Regions from separate parts of the Homo sapiens genome. Here region 1 is linked to region 2. The links are chromatin contacts, found by Hi-C or POLR2A ChIA-PET in ENCODE. All regions are on one chromosome and are shown on one strand. The core of a region is the stretch at or near the end of the contact, and the rest is flanking DNA. Distances in the headings are between cores, read along the strand shown. Region 1 overlaps SPRY4-AS1 (SPRY4 antisense RNA 1). Region 2 has its middle 150 kb from the start of FGF1.

Evidence for each region. A loop is a pair of places that touch in the nucleus more often than their neighbours do. ChIA-PET counts read pairs that join two places held with the same protein, here RNA polymerase II (POLR2A). Pooled maps may share reads with other maps.
Region 1: a map of SK-MEL-5 shows a loop between it and region 2 (4-fold over the local background). The contact joins two enhancer-like sites. A Hi-C loop is called at or near these places in 9 of 168 maps with a recorded cell type or tissue (DLD1, MCF 10A, PC-3 and 6 more) and 4 of 50 pooled maps. POLR2A ChIA-PET finds 5 or more read pairs at or near these places in 2 of 52 experiments (activated CD4-positive, alpha-beta memory T cell and activated T-cell).

What each region holds. Positions count from the first base shown.
Region 1 is chr5:142,463,838-142,468,639 of GRCh38, forward strand. SPRY4-AS1 (SPRY4 antisense RNA 1) reads left to right here. Exons shown (of 4, transcript NR_120664.1): 4 at 133-217. Among named protein-coding and RNA genes, the nearest start is that of SPRY4-AS1, 140 kb to the left of the region's middle. Within about 2 kb of position 2,939, at least 4 of the 41 ENCODE cell types and tissues checked have a DNase peak (open chromatin) inside an H3K27ac peak, as active enhancers do.
Region 2 is chr5:142,538,119-142,542,759 of GRCh38, forward strand. No RefSeq gene overlaps it. Among named protein-coding and RNA genes, the nearest start is that of FGF1, 150 kb to the right of the region's middle. Within about 2 kb of position 3,067, at least 10 of the 41 ENCODE cell types and tissues checked have a DNase peak (open chromatin) inside an H3K27ac peak, as active enhancers do.

The DNA of each region.
Region 1 (4,802 bases), core at 1,689-4,188, 74 kb before region 2:
AAGTTGAATAAGAAAGTAGGGAACTTGTCTAAATAGAGTTATATTAACAATGGGAATAAGAAAGGAAGCCTAGAATTTGTACCCATCATACATTTTCTTTAAATTTTTCTTTATTTGTATTCCTTTCTTCAGAACAACTTCCAGTAAAAGAAGGCACTGAGGTTTAAGTGCTACGTGGGAGCAGTTGCCGATTTTTGCAATGGGAGGCTGCATAGATTCAAGGTATCACTTGTTTATTTTATATCCTGAATTAACTTTCCACCTTCCCAGTCCAAAGTTCTAACAAAAGATTTCACTTGGACTAGAGAGCAAATGATTTTGTGACTCTCATCCAAAATCCCACAGCTTTTTCTCTGAAGACCTGTAAGTTCCTAAGACACTCTAAAAGGAATATAAAAATAATAATTGTAATTCTTAAGGAGTGCCAATTACATACTGGATTCCAGAGAGTAATAACTTTGCTTAAGGTTTACGTGAAGCTTTCCCTCTGTGTGTTACCAGAACTTGGCTAACATTATATGCTGGCAAATGGCATTAATCTGTCACAGAAATAGGGGGAATTTAGTCACAGGAAGTTTAAATAACTGATCATGTCCTACAAGGCATTGCCAAGAAATGGACAATTAGATTTACTTTCCACTACCATCCTGAACCATGTAAAAATATCTTGGGTGGCTGCGAGATCTGATTCTAGGAAGAAATATCCCTTGGCTCTCGTAAAGATGTTGATAACTCAGTTGTGAGAAATTGATTTTAGCGGGTGTGTGTGTGTGTGTGTATGCATGTTTGCTTGGGGACAGGGTGTAAAAAAAAATAGCTGTTTTTAATGCAGTCGAACTATGTGTGAGGATAGGTTAGAGGATGGGTGACGACGGATAGGTGATTCAGGGTTTCAGTAGAAGTTAAAGGATGGAGAAGTGAACAACGTGTAGATTCTTTTTTTTTTTTGAGATGGAGTCTCGCTCTGTCGCCCAGGCTGGAGTGCAGTGGTGCAATCTCGGCTCACTGCAAGCTCCACCTCCCAGGTTCATGCCATTCTCCTGCCTCAGCCTCCTGAGTAGCTGGAACTACAGGCGCCCACCACCACGCTCGGCTAATTTTTTGTATTTTTAGTAGAGACGGGGTTTCACCATGTTAGTCAGGATGTTTGCGATCTCCTGACCTCGTGATCTGCCCGCCTCGGCCTCCCAAAGTGCTGGGATTATAGGCGTGAGCCACCGTGCCCGGCCAACAATGTGTAGATTCTTAAGTGCCCATAGGTAATGTGGAATCAAGAAGTAAAGAAAAGTTTTGAGCAAAAAAGGAAAGGGCAAAATAGAGAATAGAAAGAAATGAGAAGGTAGTGTCAAGCAAAGAAACGGAAGGAGAGACAAACTGCTGTAGGAGGTGAAAGTAATCCACTCAGGGAATTATTGGAAGAGATACATGCCTTGTAAAAAGAAAAGCAGGCCCGGCGTGGTGGCTCACATCTTAATCCCAGCACTTTGGGAGGCCAAGGTGGGTGGATCACCTGAGGTCAGAAGTTCGAGATCAGCCTGGCCAACATAGTGAAAACCCGTCTCTACTAAAAATACAAAAATTAGCCAGGCATGGTGGCATGCGCCTGTAATCCCAGTTACTCAGGAGGCTGAGGCATGAGAATTGCTAGAACCCAGGAGGCAGAGGTTGCAGTGAGCTGAGATCTCAGCACTGAGCTCCAGCCTGGGTGACAGAGTGAGATGCTGTAAAAAAAAAAAAAAAAAAAAAAAAATGCTGTTTACTAGCTGCATGTTTGAGAGAGAGGTTGGTTATTGGTGACTGGGTCTGTAATGTTTAGTCAAAAAGGTTTTATTGAGCAACAGCCTCATACAAGGCATTGAGGCAGCAAGGGGAAGAAGAATTTGCCTCTTGCTTACTATGTGCTGTCCTTCCTCCCTGGACCTCCAGGTACATACCCACTTAGAGAAAGAAAGTCAGCAATGGTGGTTGAACAGGATGTGTTGTCTCCAAGGTCTCTTCCACCTCTATAATTCTTTGACTCTGGCCGAGGTCTCCATGGCTCCACAGAGGCTTTAGCAAGTGTGTTCTTGGTAGGCTGGATCTCTGTTAGATTGAATAGTTGTTGTTTTAACTTCTGCCTCCTGATCTTATTGCTACCAGATAGGATGATTTTAGTTGCAAATGGACAGAAAACCTAACTGAAGCCAGCTTAAGCATAAAAGGAATTCATTGGCTTACAATACTGAAAGGTCGTGAGTGGATTCATTCAGCAATAGCTTAATCCTGGACCTCAGATGCTATTCCAGTGCTTTTTGTGTGTGCGTGTGTGTGTGTGTGTCTCTCTCTCTCTCCCCCCCCTTCCCGTGGGTTGTCTCCATTTTCAGGTCTGCTCCTTCCTATGGCAGCAAGATGACTGCCACACCTCCAGTCATCACCTTTCAATCCCCAAATTGCACAGAAAAACATAGCTACCCAAGTGTGAGCTCCCACACACGTCCTGAGCGTCATGCTGATTGTACTGGTTCAGGGCAAACACTCATCCTTGAATCAGACACTGTGGCCAGAGGGATTAAATTGATCAGTACTGGGCCACATGCTCCTCCCTGGAGCCCGAGGTATAGCCCTGCCTGAGCCTTGAGCACTGGGGAGTTTGGGATGACATAACTAGGAGACAGGGAAATGGATTCTGGGGAGCCAAAAATTAATACTGGGCTACCCCAGGCTCTGTGAAACCTGGGAAGAGACATGAGGTTCTGATCCAAAAAACAACAGGAAAAGGCCAGAGGGGCAAGAAAGAATCCTGATCCAGAGATGACCCCAGGATTGAATGACAGGTCCAGAGTGGCAGCTCACTGCCCACTCAGGCTGCCCTTTGTTCCGGGCACTGAATCAGGGATTTTGGATGACCCTGGTACATAGTTACTTCCAGGAGATTACGGAGGGGGGGAAATACTCCACTTCCTGTTTAGGATTACACTCTCAACCCTCCCCTCCCACGCAAGCCATATGTTCATTCTAAGCCGCAGCTTCCAGCCAAAAAAGCCCTTTGTGTTTTCTTGGCAAAACTGGAGCCCAGTAATTAAAGTCCATATGCAAAGCTGCTCCCTCCAGCCCACACCAAGTTCTTTTAATTAGTATGTAATTGGTCAGAGAGGTACTATCAAATAGCTCCCAGTTTGGCCGGCTGGAAATGCAGTGTTTGAAAAGTCCCAGACCAGAGAGGGATAATAAATGCTTTAAGTCCCATCTGTTGGAATGATTTGTTTAAGGTATAAATCGCTGTTCTGTTACTATTTTTAACAATTCTGCTTGTAGCATTTCTTCAAATATGGTAACAACTACCAGAGTATTTATTGGAGGTAGGAGTATGAGTAAATGAACTAGAAGAAGGCTGAGCAAATCCATGTTTTCCCTTCAAAGAAATTCATATAATGCAGTGGAGGTGGGGAGACAAAGAGGTGAGTTGGGCATTTGGTTAACTATTTGTGGTTTTCACAATGAAGAGCTCCTATCGCCCATTAACCTTGCTCCAAACACACCATGTGTGAGAGAGTCTGTGGTGATGTGAAGAAAGACTTTGAATGCACCTTGGTAGACAAGGGTCAGCAGTTGCAGAGAAGCAAAAGGAACAAGCAGGAAAGTGGACACTCCATTGCCCCTAGAAGCCATGGCAATCTAGAGTGAAGCTGGAGTAAGGTTTGAGAAGCAACGGTCTAGGGCAGGGGTCCCCAAACCCTGGGCTGCAGACCCTGTTAGGAACCGGGCAAACAGCAGAAAATGAGCAGTGGGCAGGTGAACATTACCACCTGTGCCCTGCCTCAGTCAGTTCAGTGGTGGCATTAGATTCTTGTGAGAGCGAAACCCTGTTGTGAACTGCGCATGTGAGGGATCTAGGTTTTGTGCTCCTTATGAGAATCTAATGCCTGATGATCTGTCACTGTCTCCCATCACCCCCAGGTGGAACCATCTAGTTGCAGGAAAACAAGCTCAGGGCTCCTGTTGATTCTATATTATGGTGAGTTGTATAATTATTTCATTAATATGTTACAATGTAATAATGATAGAAATAAAGTGCTCAATAAATGTAACGCACTTGAATCATCTCAAAACCATCCCCCCAACCCCCTGGACCTTGGAAAAATTGTCTTTTGCAAAACCGGCCCTTGGTGCCAAAAAGGTTGGGGACCACTGGTTTGGGGATCTTTAAAATTCCTTCCAGCTCTGACAGCGCAGGTCAATATTGATGCTATTGATGCTATTCTTTTTTTTTTTTTTTTGAGACGGAATCTCACTCTCTCACCCAGGCTGGAATGAAGTGGTGTGATCTCAGCTCACTGCAAGCTCTGCCTCCCGGGTTCATGCCATCCTCCTGCCTCAGCCTCCCGAGTAGCTGGGACTACAGGTGCCCACCACCACACCTGGCTAATTTTTTGTATTTTTAGTAGAGATGGGGTTTTGCCATGTTAGCCAGGATGGTCTCGATCTCCTGACCTTGTGATCTGCCAGCCTTGGCCTCCCAAAGTGCTGGGATTACAGGCGTGAGCCACCGCGCCTGGCCTATTATTCTTATAGTCGTAGTGATAATATAATAACAGTGCCACCATCATCATCGCGGCTGCCAGCTTTTACTGCATGCTCACTATGTGTCCGGCACTATGCTCAGTGTTTTACATGGATTGTCTCATCTGAGCTTCACAGCCAACTCTGAGGTTGCTACTATTGCTCTGCCTGTTTCATAGATGAGGACACTGACAGGTTTACTAACTTGCTCAAGGTCACCACATAGTAAGTGGCAGAGCTGGTGTGTGACCCCCCCGGCCATC
Region 2 (4,641 bases), core at 1,817-4,316:
TGATGTGATGCAACAGGAAGTATGCAACCTCACCCATGCAGTAGTGTTGCCAAAATTGTCTAATCTGAGTCAAATAATGGAAACAATCAGACAAATCCAGAAAGACATCCTTCAAAACATCTGACTGGTACTCTTCAAAACTTTTACTGTTGTAAAATGGGAAGAATGTTCTAGGATCTAAATCTAGATTAACATTCTAGAATTAATGTTGTAGCATTTGGATTAAAGGAAACTAGTGACTGGCAACTAAATGCAGTGTATAGTCCTTGATTGGGTCCTGGCTTTTAAAAACAAGTATAGCACAATTTAAATGTCTACCCACTATCAAATAGATAAAATATAGATGAACCCTGAAAACATTATACTAAGGGAAAGAAGCCAGACACGGACACATATTCTGTGAGTCCATTTCTATGAGATTTCCATAATAGGCAAATCCACAGAGACAGATTAGTGTTTGTCAGGAGCTGCAGGGAGGTGAAGAATAGGGAATGACTGCTAATGGGTGCAGGATTTTTTTCTAGGTGGATGAAAATGTTCTAGAATTAGATAGTAGTGATAGTTGTGTAACCTGTGACTGTTCTAAAAACCTGAGTTGTACCCTTGAAAAGGGTGAATTTTATATGTGAATTATATCTCAATTTTATAAAAATATCTGAAATTTTAAAATCAGAGACAAAGTTTAAAAGGCTATAACGGGGCCGGGCGCGGTGGCTCACGCCTGTAATCCCAGCACTTTGGGAGTCCGAGATGCATGGATCACAAGGTCAAGAGATCCAGACCATCCTGGCCAACATGGTGAAATCCTGTCTCTACTAAAAATACAAACATTAGCCGGGCGTGGTGGCGTGCACCTGTAGTCCCAGCTACTCGGGAGGCTGAGGCAGGATAATCGCTTGAATCCGGGAGGCAGAGGTTGCAGTGAGCTGAAGTCGCACAACTGCACTCCAGCCTGGCGACAGAGTGAGACTCTGTCTCAAAAAAAAACAAAAACAAAAAAACCCTATAATGGACATTGGGACAATTGGGGAAATTTGAATGAGCTGTCTATTAGGTAATTTTTTTTCAATGTTAAATGTCTTGTATGTTCTACCTTTTAGGAAATATTTAGGGATCATTGTGCTTCACTTTCAAATGTATCAGAAAAAATTATTGGGAGAAAGCAAATGTGGTAATATTGTAATACAGTTGAACCTTGAATAACAGGTGTTTGAACTGCTATGGTCCAGTTATGCTTGGAATTTACTTCCACTTCTGACATCCCTGAGACAGCAAGACAACCCCTCTTTTCCCCTCCTCCCCTCCCTCCTCCCCTCCTCCCCTTCCTGCTTCCCCCCTTCCCTCCCTGCTTCGCCCTCTCCCCTCCTTGCTTCCCCCTCCCCTCCTTCCCTCCCTGCTTCCCCCTTCCATCCTCCTCCCCTCCCTGCTTTCCCCTTCCCTCCTCCCCTCCCTTCTCCCCCTCCTTCCTCCCTCCCTCCTCCTTCTCCTCTTCTTCCCTCCTCTTCTTCCTTTTCTGCCTACTAAATGTGAAGACCTTTATGATGACCTTTGTGATGATCCTTTTCCACTTAATGAATAGTAAATATATTTTCTCTTCCTTATGATTTTCTTAACATTTTCTATTTTCTAGCTTACTTTATTGTAAAAATACCACATATAATACATTTAACCTACAAAATATGTGTTAATCAACTGTTTATGTGATTGGTAAGACTTCCAGCCCACAGTAGGCTCTTAGTAGTTAAGTTCTGGGGGAGACAAAAGTTATACTCCATTTTCGGCTGTGTGGGGGTCTTAACCCCCATGTTGCTCAAAGTTGAACTGCAGTTGGTGATTTAGGTAAAATGCATATAGGAGTTCATTGTATTATTCTTTTAGTTTTTTTGTAGCTTAAGCTTTTCAAAATAAAAAGATGGGGGTTGGTGAGACCACTTACTGAGTGTCTATGGCAAACCAGATAGGAGGTTGTAGATTCCTGTGGATTGTGACAGGGATATTAGGAATATTAAGGCATATCTCTACCTCCTTTTTGAGTGAATCCTCAATGGAGAGTGAATTGTATGCTTCCGTTCAAAATTTTCTCTTGGTTCTACCAGCATCAGAGACAGAAAGTTAGGCTGTTTGTCTTTTGGAAAAGTCATTCTGTGCTTGCACTTCCTAGGTATAGTGGGTGTCCTTAATCACGTTGTCTGATTTAATAGCATTGGGGGTCTTAAAAATCTTCCAAATAACTAGTGTTAACTTTATTAATGAAATTGAAAGGGTGATGAGATGCAAGTTGGTCGGGGGTGGGGGTGGTGAAGGTCTAAGAACAACAAAGAAGAAGAGGTGGGCCATGGGCCCCTTTAGTGGGGAAAGCAAATGGTCAAGGCTAAGAACCCAAAGCTTGGCTGTTGAGTTTGGGTAATAAACGGGAAGTGAGGCAAGCCAGTGCCCCAACCCCATCTGCAGGCTCTAAGTAGTAAAATGAATCCATGGGAGCGTCTCTGTTCAGGCCCCAGGTGCTCCTGGCTAGTGGTTAGGAAGCGGGTAAATTGGTGTCTCCTATTGTCCCACCTATTCACAGTTACCCCTCTTAACCACGGAATCATTGTCATCTGTTCAGCCATTTTTCTGTTATTTGATATTTGTTCTTTTTGCCTCAAGGAGGCTAGGAGAGTGCCCTATAGAGCTGAACTAAATAGCATGTACATTTGGACAGAGACTCAGGGTCTCACTTGGGAGCGGGGGCTGGGGGTATGGAAGTGGCTGAGCAGCAGCAGCAGCGACATAAGGAAGTTTTTGTGAGGCTGACTAGGGAGGGTGGGGAAGACTGGATTTCTGGTTCACCCCGACCACTGGTGCTTTCTGTTTTTAAAACAGACGTGCTTCATCCTTCCCAGAGCAGGGGCCAAAGATGGGAACTCGAAATGCAAAGTCCCAGCCGGGGAAATTAAGCTGCAAGAGCTCAACGCCTGAAAAATATTGACTGTTTCTTTTTTTAAGCTAATATTCCAAATTTCTTATGAAAGTCAACTTAGACATCCAGGACACAGGAAACAAGGCAAGAGGCCGCAGCCAGCTGCCTCAGAGGACCCGGGACACTTTCTTAATAACATCCAGATGGTTCCACAGGAATTGCTAACATCTTGAAAAAAAAAAAATCAGCTGTGGGAGAAATCGAGATTCAAGTGGTTTAGGAAGGACAGCCTGGAGGAGACTCCCAAGGGACTGAGAGTGGGTCTGAAATAGAAACCTCTCTGGTGGGATGACTGCTTCCTACAGCAAGGCTGGAGAGGACTGGGTGTAAAAATCCAGGGCTTCTCTTGGAGACTTAGGGTTGGCAAGGAGCCTTGACAGAACTGGCCTCCTAGTCATGTTAATCCATTCACTAGCCTGGGGTTGCAATAACTTTTTACATTATTTTTTCTGTTACATTTACTTCACAATCTACTGTATCTGTTAGGTTCTGCAGGCACAGGGCTCAGGGCCAACAGGTTTTTGAGGGCCTATAGCAATATTTAGCCCTGAAAAAATGTTACATAGATAGTATATATAAAATCCTATATATGATATGCATCTATATAGACAGCAAAATATATTTATTTATTTTTTATTGATTTATTTTTTTGAGACAGAGTCTCGCTCTGTCGTCCAGGCTAGAGTGCAGTGGCACGATGTCAGTTCACTACAACCTCTGCCTCCCAGGTTCAAGCGATTCTCCTGCCTCAGCCTCCTGAGTAGCTGGGATTACAGGCACCTGCCATCACGCCCAGCTAATTTTTTTGTATTTTAGTAGAGATGGGATTTCGCCATGTTGGCCAGGCTGGTCTTGAACTCCTGACCTCAAGTGATTCAACTGCCTCGGCCTCCCAAAGTGCTGGGATTATAGGCGTGAGCCACTGGGCCCAGACTTAGACAGCAAAATATAAATATATTTTCCAACAAATGAAAGAACCCCACCCCCCAAATTTAGTGGATTAAATGCCTATAATAGCTAACCGATTGTATCAACTCCATCAGTTCTTAAGTTTAGTATTCGTTAAAAGCTTTATTTCATTTGGAAACAATCTGTATGTTAGATTTTCTCATTTCTGAGGAATTGTTTCAACATCACCTCCTTGGAGCCCAATAATTTTAAAAGCAAAATTTTTGAATCCTTCCATAGTTATGCTGCATGCTGTGGAATGAAGAGGCTGCGGCTCACCAAGGCTCACAAAGACCTTACCACGATCCCGGGTGTTCAGAAGAGGTGTGTGTTTCTTCCTTCCTCCCTCTCGTCACAGTTGCTGTCCCCCAAGGAAGAGGAAATGACTTGCTTGTGGAATCCGTTTGCAAGCAAATCACTTATTTGGAACCAAAAATGGGGGAGAAGGAAGTAGGAGCCATAGACTCAGGGCTTGATCAGGATTCCGCAAGCCTTAGAGTTTTCCACTCCCCACAACATACCTCTCACCTGGGCCATTTAGAGGCATCTCCTGCCTCCCACTCTGTCTCTGCCTGAGGTCTACACTCCGCGCCCCCCCACCACCCCCCAGCCCGACCCCCACTTTAACAGGATTCAACTCCTTTGTCTGACTGTGACCACAGGTGATGAGAGCTGGGAGGGCGAGTTGGTTGGCCTTTCTTGCAGCTCCCACATTCTAAATCAGGAAGCATGCA